Regions from separate parts of the Homo sapiens genome. Here region 2 is linked to region 1. The links are chromatin contacts, found by Hi-C or POLR2A ChIA-PET in ENCODE. All regions are on one chromosome and are shown on one strand. Each heading gives the region's core, a stretch centred on a gene start or an enhancer-like site at or near the end of the contact. The rest is flanking DNA. Distances are from core to core; before and after follow the strand shown.

Region 1 (3,797 bases), core at 1,126-3,625:
CCTTCACCCGTGGGCCACCCCTTCTACACACACACACACCCATACCCAAGACCACCCCGCTCACACTGTTGATTTGCAGGGTCTTACACATTCACCCTTTCTCCTTTCTTGTTAGTGACCTCCAACCTCATCACCTCAGGCCTACTACTTTCTGTGCCTCCAGTTACACCTCCCACAACACTGGCCTGGCCCCAATCCATCTTGTCAACACTGCTAGATGAATCTTCCTGCAGAACAGCTTTCCAAGGCCTGCTCAGACTTCCCCAAGGCTTCTCTGCTGCTTCCAGCATAAAATCCAAATGCCTCAGCCTGGTTTTCGAGACCCCATTCTACCTGCTCTCTATTTCTATTTCCAAGCTCTGTTCTTGCCACTTCCCTACTGGACTGAGAACTTCTTGAAGATGAAGAACAAGCCTGGCTAACTACTGGGGCTGTGACAGGACAGGAGAGTGTCTAGGACATTGGGAGTCAGGACCTGTTTGCTGAGGGAGTGAAGGAATGAAAGAATGAGCGTGGTTAAGCCATCACAAGACTCATTTTGCCAAATAGTTGTGCAGGGTCCTCTGTCACTGACCAGTTGGGTGACCTTGAATAAGTCCCTTCCTCTTTCTGGGCTTCGTGTCTTCAACAGGTGTCTCAAACTTGCAGCTCTTGGGCCCAAAGGGCCTGCAAACATGTTTTGTTGGTTGGCACATTAACGTGATTTTGAATGCCTTTCTGGAAAGCGTGTGTGCTGTGGTTCCCCACTCTTCTCCCATTTTCTTACACCTCCCCACCTCCCTTATTTTCATTAGCTGCTTGGTGCCTAAAGGCATTTACATTTGTGACTCTTGGATTAGGTGGTGTTTACTCACCTTTCAACTCTGGCGTGGCTGGAATTCTCTGTTTGACCTGCTTTGAAATGAAAATTGCAAGTGCTTTGCTTAAGTGATTCCCAGTGTCATCTAATATACAGCAGTCAGGCCAGACTAACTTTGCCTTCCCAAAACAGGCCACCAAAGAACAGTGGAATATGCCGTTAGTATTTCTGACTTTGGCAGTCAGCTGCAGAGGGAGATTTTATTCCATTGAAAATAATTGTCTTTACATAGCCCAGCACAAGTGGTGCCCATTTATAGACTAGAAAGGACCAAGCACAGCGTGCCTATTGGCAGCCAGCTGGGCCTATACAGAGGGCACTGGTTGCAGGCACAAAGTGTGAATTTAGCCCAAGTTGCCTAGCCCAGTCCTTTCCAGAACAAAGTGCTGAATGAGGGGTGTGTGCTAGAAGCATTTCTCTCTCTCTGTCTCTCTATGTCTCTCTGTGTGTCTTTCTCTTTCTCTCTCTCTCTCTCTCTCTCTCTCTCTCTCTGTCTTTGGCTGTCAGTGGCCTAGTTTGCACTAAGACTCCATAGAGATACGCACAGAGGGCAGGGAAGATCAAGGAGGCATTCTCATCACTGGGTTCCTTTGCATTAGCCAGGCCCAAGGGCCACATGAGTTGCAGATCTGCCTGGCCACAGGCAGGCAAGGCACAGCTCACTGGGAGATGCTAGACAAACACAGCAGCTGCTGGAAGGCACTTGCGTAGTCTGGACAGCAACTGAGTCCCACACATTTGGGCAGCATCTGGGTGAAAGGTACTGGGAGGTGGGCAGAGAGGGCTGGTGTGGGTGTATGTGCCCATCACTGGGCATAGTCAGGCACTGGGTCAAAGTGGAAGCACTGATGACCTGTGGAGCCAAATGGCTGCAGTCACTGGGTGTATGTAGAGCCTGGGTGTCCCCAAAATCAGTGTGGAGGGCGTAGAGGGGCTATTCAGTTAGGGACACATAATAACATATCCACCTGTATGTAGCAGTTGTAGGCATCTGAGATAGTGGGTGGGGTGGGGAGGTGAGGAAGGAAAAGGGGAGAAGAAAGACTGTTTCTGACTAAGCTGTTTCATGTGTCCAGAACAACTGCAGGGAGCTTCCTGGGGGAAAAAGATTGACTATGTATCTTTGTCTCCCTGTTTCTGCCCTTTCCTGCTCTGCTGCTTAGGAACTCAGGGAGACAAAGCCCTAGTACTGTTTGTCAAAGTCAAATAGAATGGATAAAGCAAACTTTCCAAAGAAACTTTATGGAACACATTTCAAAGCCCTGGAGAAGCAATTTTAGGGTTTTTTGTTTTGTTTCTTTCTGTTTTTGGTTTTCTTTGCATGACTGCCACTAACTTATGTCAGCAAGGCGTTAAGTGAGACACTTAAGATCATTGCGGCTGCCAGGGGAAGTGGGTACACCCGCTTGTGGGGCTGTAAGACAGCACAGTCGCTGAAGGGCATTAGAGCTGGGCTGGGTTGGGCTAGGCTGTGGCTGGGACTGAAGACCGTGAACACAGCGGGACATGATGTGGTGTTGGTATGACTGTGGGTGTGCTGTGTGTTATGTACATGTTTGTGACAGCACTGAGGGACCTGGCTGTAGCTGTAGTGTGTGGATTTGTTCCGTGTAGCTTGAAACCAGGGTGCTCTGGCAGCGACAGGAACAAGTATGGGCCACAAAGCCAGAGAGCCCCAGTGTCAGCTAGATGGGAGGGGCGGGAACTTTTCTCACCTTCATTTCCACATAGCCAGCTGGGCCTGTGTCTCTGGCAGTAGTTGCTGGTGTCTGAAGGCTTTTATTCCACCTCTAACTGGCCTGCAGTATTCCAGCTGGAAGCCGTGGAAGCCCACACATTGACTTGTGCCGTTTCTGGCACACTCAGCTACCCCCAGTGGCCTGGAAGCCCAGCTTTTCCTGCATAGCCCTTGGTTGAAGACCCATACCTGAGCCTTATGTTCAGCGAAAGGCCTTATCATCACACAGTGAGGCTTCCTGCTAAAATGCAATCGCCTACTGAGATGGGAGCCATGGAGGGGATTCTGGGGTTGCTGTTCTCTATCTTTTGAGTAACTGGGGGTCAAGGTAAGCCAAGCCCTGGCCTGGTCTGCAGCTGCTGTCTGCACACTGCCCAGCCTCTCCACCCACTTCCACCATCACAAGGAGAGCTCTTGAGTACCCTGGAGGGTCTGAGGTAGACATGATGGTCCTGTAGGTGGTGGGCATTTGGGTTGTCATCCCCATAGCTACTAACCAGCTGGCCAGGCCTGGCATGGTATGGAGGCTCTGTCTGAATGAGCCAAGGATGCTCCGTCTTTAGCAGCAGGACTTTTGAGCAGTGAGAAGGCACTGGGGTTCCCTGGCCAGAGGAGGCAAATCAAATGCACGCAGGGCTACACTCCCCACCTGCCTCCCAGCAGGTACCATAAGGGTGAGAGTCGGCCAAGTGTAAGACAAGTCACGGTGTGACCAACCATAATGCCTGTCTTTTTACATTACTTTTGAAAACACTATGCAGGCCAAAACCAAAAAAAAAAAAAATATATGGCCAAACCAAAAGCATCTGCAAGCCACATTCAGCCTTCTGGCTGCCAGTTTGTATCAAATGTGAAAAGCAAAATTTAGTTGTACATCACTGAGAATTCTTTTGGCCTGGTGAACTCTTTCTTGGTCTTCCACATCTAGCTCCAATGGCATCTCTGAGCCACTTTCTCTGACCCTCTCCTTAGGCCAAACAAATGCTTCTCCTCTCTCTGATCCCTTAGTATCTATTGTAACATATTAGTATATTCATTCATTCATTCAATAAACCTCTATTGACTACTCTGGCAAAGGTAGTGCTGGGGTTACAGAGATGAACAAATAAGAAATAACCCCTGCCCTCGAGAAGCAACCAGCCTGATTGGAGGAAAGATGGGAGGGCAGACAGACTGAGAGATCCCTGAGGGAGGCTCCCT
Region 2 (4,254 bases), core at 1,698-4,197, 110 kb after region 1:
CTTTTGATACACAAATGAGATCATACAATACATACTGGCCCATTCCTTGCCCATTTTTTTCAACTTACCAATAACTCTGCAGTTTTCTAGTTTCTACTCAAAGAGATATCCTTCATTCTTCTTAATGGCTGCATATCATCCCCTTGTGTAGATGCACCATGATGTGTGGAACCCATCCCTTGTTAATGGACATTTAGGTAAAATAGAAAGTCTAGCACCACACTATCCAATAGAAATATAATGTGGGCCACAAATGCCAGCCACTTATGGAATTTTGAATTTTGTCTTAGTAGCTACATTCCCCTCCCCAGCTGATTTGAAATGCCACCTTTATTATATCCTAAATGCTCATATATACATAAGTTTGTTTTGAACTATTTTATTTCATTCATCTATTTGCCAATTTTGGCACCAGTATCCCCTTGTGTAGGAATTTTTTTTTTTTTTTTTTTTTTGAGACGGAGTCTCACTCTGTCACCCAGGCTGGAGTGCAGTGGTGCATTCTCGGCTCACTGCAACCTCTGCCTCCCGGGTTCAAGCAATTCTCCTGCCTCAGCCTCCTGAGTAGCTGGGATTACAGGCCCCCACCACCACACCTGGCTAATTTTTTATTTGTATTTTTAGTAGAGATGGGATTTCACCATATTGGTCAGGCTGGTCTCAAACTCCTGACCGCATGATCCACCCACCTCAGCCTCCCAAAGTGCTGGGATTGCAGGCGTGAGCCGCCACGCCGGCCACCAGTATCCCCATTTCTAGTAGCCACATTTAAAAAGTAAAAAGAAAAAGGTGAAATTAATTTTAATAATATATTTAATTTACTCCAATATATCAAAAATAGTGTCTTACAATGTAATCAAATATTAAAAATTATTAATGGGATACTTTACATTCTTTGTTTCATATTCAGTCTTTGAAATCTGGTGTATGTTTTACACATCCAGCACATTTCAGTTCAGACTGCCAATTTCAAGAGCTTAAGAGCCACATGTGGCTTCTGGCTACCGTATTGAACAGTGGAAGTTGAGCAGGCAGAGAGATTCAAAATGTCACCTGAGCTGTGTGTCTCTGTGGTTGGTAGGAATGGATTAGAAGGTCAGACATTGAGGACAAAATCCTCAACTTCACCACTCAAGGCAACTCATGAAGCTTCTCAGGGTCTTGGTTTGTGGACTCCAATAAATTCAACGTATGCTGGTTGAGTGCAGACCAGAACAGCCGAGCCAAGTACAGTCAGGCCTCGCTTCACAATGGGGATACGCTACGAGAGAAATGCGTCATTAGGTGATTTCCTCATTGTGCAAACATCATAGAGTGTACTTACACAGACCTAGATAGTGTAGCCTGCTGCACACCTAGGCTATATGGTACAGCCTATGGCTCCAAGGCTACAAACCCATACAGCACGTGACTGTGCTGAATACTACAGGCAGTTGTAACACGATGGTACTTATCTGTGTATCTAAACATAACTAAACCTAGAAAAGATAGAGCAAAACTATGGTATCATCTAATGGGGCCACTGTCATATATGCAGTTGTCATATATGCAGTCCATTAAGCAGGGGTCCTCAACCCCTGGGCCATGGACCCGTACCAGTCCATGACCTGTTAAGAACTGGGTCACACAGCAGGAGGTGAGTGGCAGGCGGGCGAGCATTACCGCCTGAGCTCCACCTCCTGTCAGATCAGCAGCGGCATTAGATTCTCATAGGAGCAGGAACCCTACTGTGAGCTGTGCATGTGAGGGATCTCAATTACTTGCTCCTTATAAGAATCTAACTAATGCCTGATGATCTGAGGTGGAACAGTTTCATCCTGAATCCATGCCCCCACCCAAGTCCGTGGAGAAATTGTCTTCCACAAAACCAGTCCCTAGTGCCAAAAAGGTTGGGGACTGCTGTGTTAACTTACATGCCATTATGTGGCATATTGCTGTACAAATGGCCCTGGCCTTTCCACAAGCCGTAGCATGGCCACAGAGATATAGAAAGAGCCTGAGTGCTCACGAGGTGATTATCTGAGGTCTGTCACAGGTTCCCCTTTCTTTGCTTTCAGAGGCATCTCTGTTCACAGCGTCTCATCACACTCAAAACCCAATGCCTGTTTCCTTTTTTTTTTTTTTTTCAAAAGCAGAGTGTGTGGCAACGGGGCTCTGAGGAAATCCCTACCACTGTGGTTGGGGAGGGTGTGGTGTGAAGAACCCACATTGTGGCTTACTCAACTGTGAGATCTTAACTCTGTGGCCCCAGAGCCACTGTGCTCCTGGGCGGCAGTGGTGACAGCCATGGCGGCACAGCTTAGAGCCTGGAATGGTAAGCATGGGCTCAATTGCATCCTGCAAGAAGACTCGCATCAGGGTTTGAGCTCGGGGTTTGGTGTCTGGGTGGGTGTCGGCAGAATGGGAGGAGGCAGGTGGCTGGAGAGCACTGGGGACAGGTGGAGCAGCCAGTTTTGCCCTGGCCTGAGTCAGGCCAGGTTTGGGAAGCATTTGGACTCCACAGCAGGCTTGGGTGCTCGGCCCCTGGATTGACAGGAAGCTGAGAAATGTGATTATCTCCCACGGGACAACATGCTGTCCCCAAACAAAGGTGGCGGTCGCATGCCCACTGCCTAAGTTCTAAACGAGCCCTCCCCCAGCCTTTTCTCCCCAAGCTGGCCAGCTACAAGACCCAACCCCATGGTGGAGCCGAGGGTTCAGAGCAGCTAGGCACAGGAGAAAGGAATTTCCTCCTGTGGCTGCCTGGGAGGGAGCTCTTTTTCATCGGCCCCACCTGCCAGCTTCCCCATTACCAGGCCGAGGAGTGGAACACCAGCATTCCTTTTCCCTTCCTACTGCTGCCTCCTCCAGCCCTGCAGCCTAGAAACTCTCAGTGGTATCAGACTCCTGAAGCACCAGGCAACAGCCCAGCTTCTTTCTGCTTGGTCACACAAGCTGTGGCCTCCCAAATCATGCCTGGGCTAGGAAGACAGAGCAGTGTCACAGGAAATCTAAGTCCCATGCACATGGTGATCTCACCCCAGCCTCTACTGCTTCAGCCCCCTCCTGAGGCTGGCCAAAGCGTAGAAGCCCTGCTGATTAAGCCTCTTCCCTGAATGTTGGCAGCCTAGGCTCTGCACTAACTTAGCACCTAGTGCAGAGCCTGTCACGTGCATGGGAGCTACCCAGTAGCATTCTCTTGGACGGATAAATGCATGGGTGAATTAACATGCTTTGGATATTGTCTTTGTTGTACCTCCTCAGGGCTCCCAAAGCCTTAAAACTAGAACTTGTCACCTCATCACTTTAGAACCTTCTATTTGCAGGCATCTATGCACCTGCTGATCTCTCCCACTAAGAAAAGGTGACAAGAGAAACCAGCCAGGGGATTCCTGAGGGTAGTCTAGGAGTCTCGAAGCCTTGCAGTGGTCTTCCAGGCTGAATCATCCTACCTCGAGAACCAAGAGCATGAGAGTTGGCATCAGACAGACTTAGTTCAAGTCTCAACCCTGCTATTTCCTGTATATATAATCTTAGTCAAAAGTCATTTCACCACTCTTAAGATTTAGTACTCTACTCTGTAAAATGGGGCTAAAAATACCTACCCAGCATTATGGTGAGGAATAAATGAGAAAATGTGTTAGGTTGAATCCTATGAAACTGTCCAAAGCATTTAAATGCCAGCAAATTTGTATGGTTCAACCTAATATATAAAGTAGCCTTTATAAACTATAAAGTATAATAAATAGCCCTATATAAGTATTCATTATTCTTAACAGATATAATTTGTAAGTCACAGAATATTGTTTCTTGCAGTATTAGTAATCCCTTTCATCAGAATACAGGTCAAACTAACAGAAGAAGCCACTTATCTGACAATCGTGGGCTGCAGGCATTTCCTGGAGCATTTTGGCCTGGGAAATAGGGAGCAGGTATTTTTAGGAAACTAGACTGGTTCATGGAAAGCAATGGAGGTGAACACCAGGGTGACTCGTGACAGCTCCTACCTGGAAATGATTAACCCGCAAAAGCACAGTAGGAGTTGGCACATTCTCTTGCCCCAGATGGGAGTACCCACTCCCTAGCTCCAGTAGCAAAGCAGAGGCTGCCTAGGACAAACATTCCTTCCCGGGGGACAGAGCCAAAGGGTCCTAGGCCAGCAGACATCTGGAGGAAACTAAAAACAGCTTCTTGCCAACTTTTCCCTCCCTAGTGGCAGCTATCAAGCCCAGGTAGCTCCTCTTGACCTAGCAAAGTCCCACGCCTGGGAAAGCT

What was found. Hi-C counts contacts between places; a loop is a spot of excess contacts on that map. ChIA-PET counts read pairs that join two places held with the same protein, here RNA polymerase II (POLR2A). Pooled maps may share reads with other maps.
Region 2: a map of natural killer cell shows a loop between it and region 1 (8-fold over the local background). The contact joins two enhancer-like sites. A Hi-C loop is called at or near these places in 2 of 168 maps with a recorded cell type or tissue (natural killer cell and transverse colon), 1 of 37 single-sample maps with no recorded cell type and 5 of 50 pooled maps. POLR2A ChIA-PET finds 5 or more read pairs at or near these places in 1 of 52 experiments (activated CD4-positive, alpha-beta memory T cell).

What each region holds. Positions count from the first base shown.
Region 1 is chrX:71,990,501-71,994,297 of GRCh38, forward strand. The region is part of intron 1 of NHSL2 (NHS like 2); the gene reads left to right. Among named protein-coding and RNA genes, the nearest start is that of NHSL2, 82 kb to the left of the region's middle. Within about 2 kb of position 2,376, at least 3 of the 41 ENCODE cell types and tissues checked have a DNase peak (open chromatin) inside an H3K27ac peak, as active enhancers do; they include natural killer cell, where a contact is called at or near this core.
Region 2 is chrX:72,098,929-72,103,182 of GRCh38, forward strand. All of the region lies in intron 1 of NHSL2 (NHS like 2), which reads left to right. Among named protein-coding and RNA genes, the nearest start is that of RTL5, 31 kb to the right of the region's middle. RefSeq lists a silencer at 2,189-2,308. Within about 2 kb of position 2,948, at least 7 of the 41 ENCODE cell types and tissues checked have a DNase peak (open chromatin) inside an H3K27ac peak, as active enhancers do; they include natural killer cell, where a contact is called at or near this core.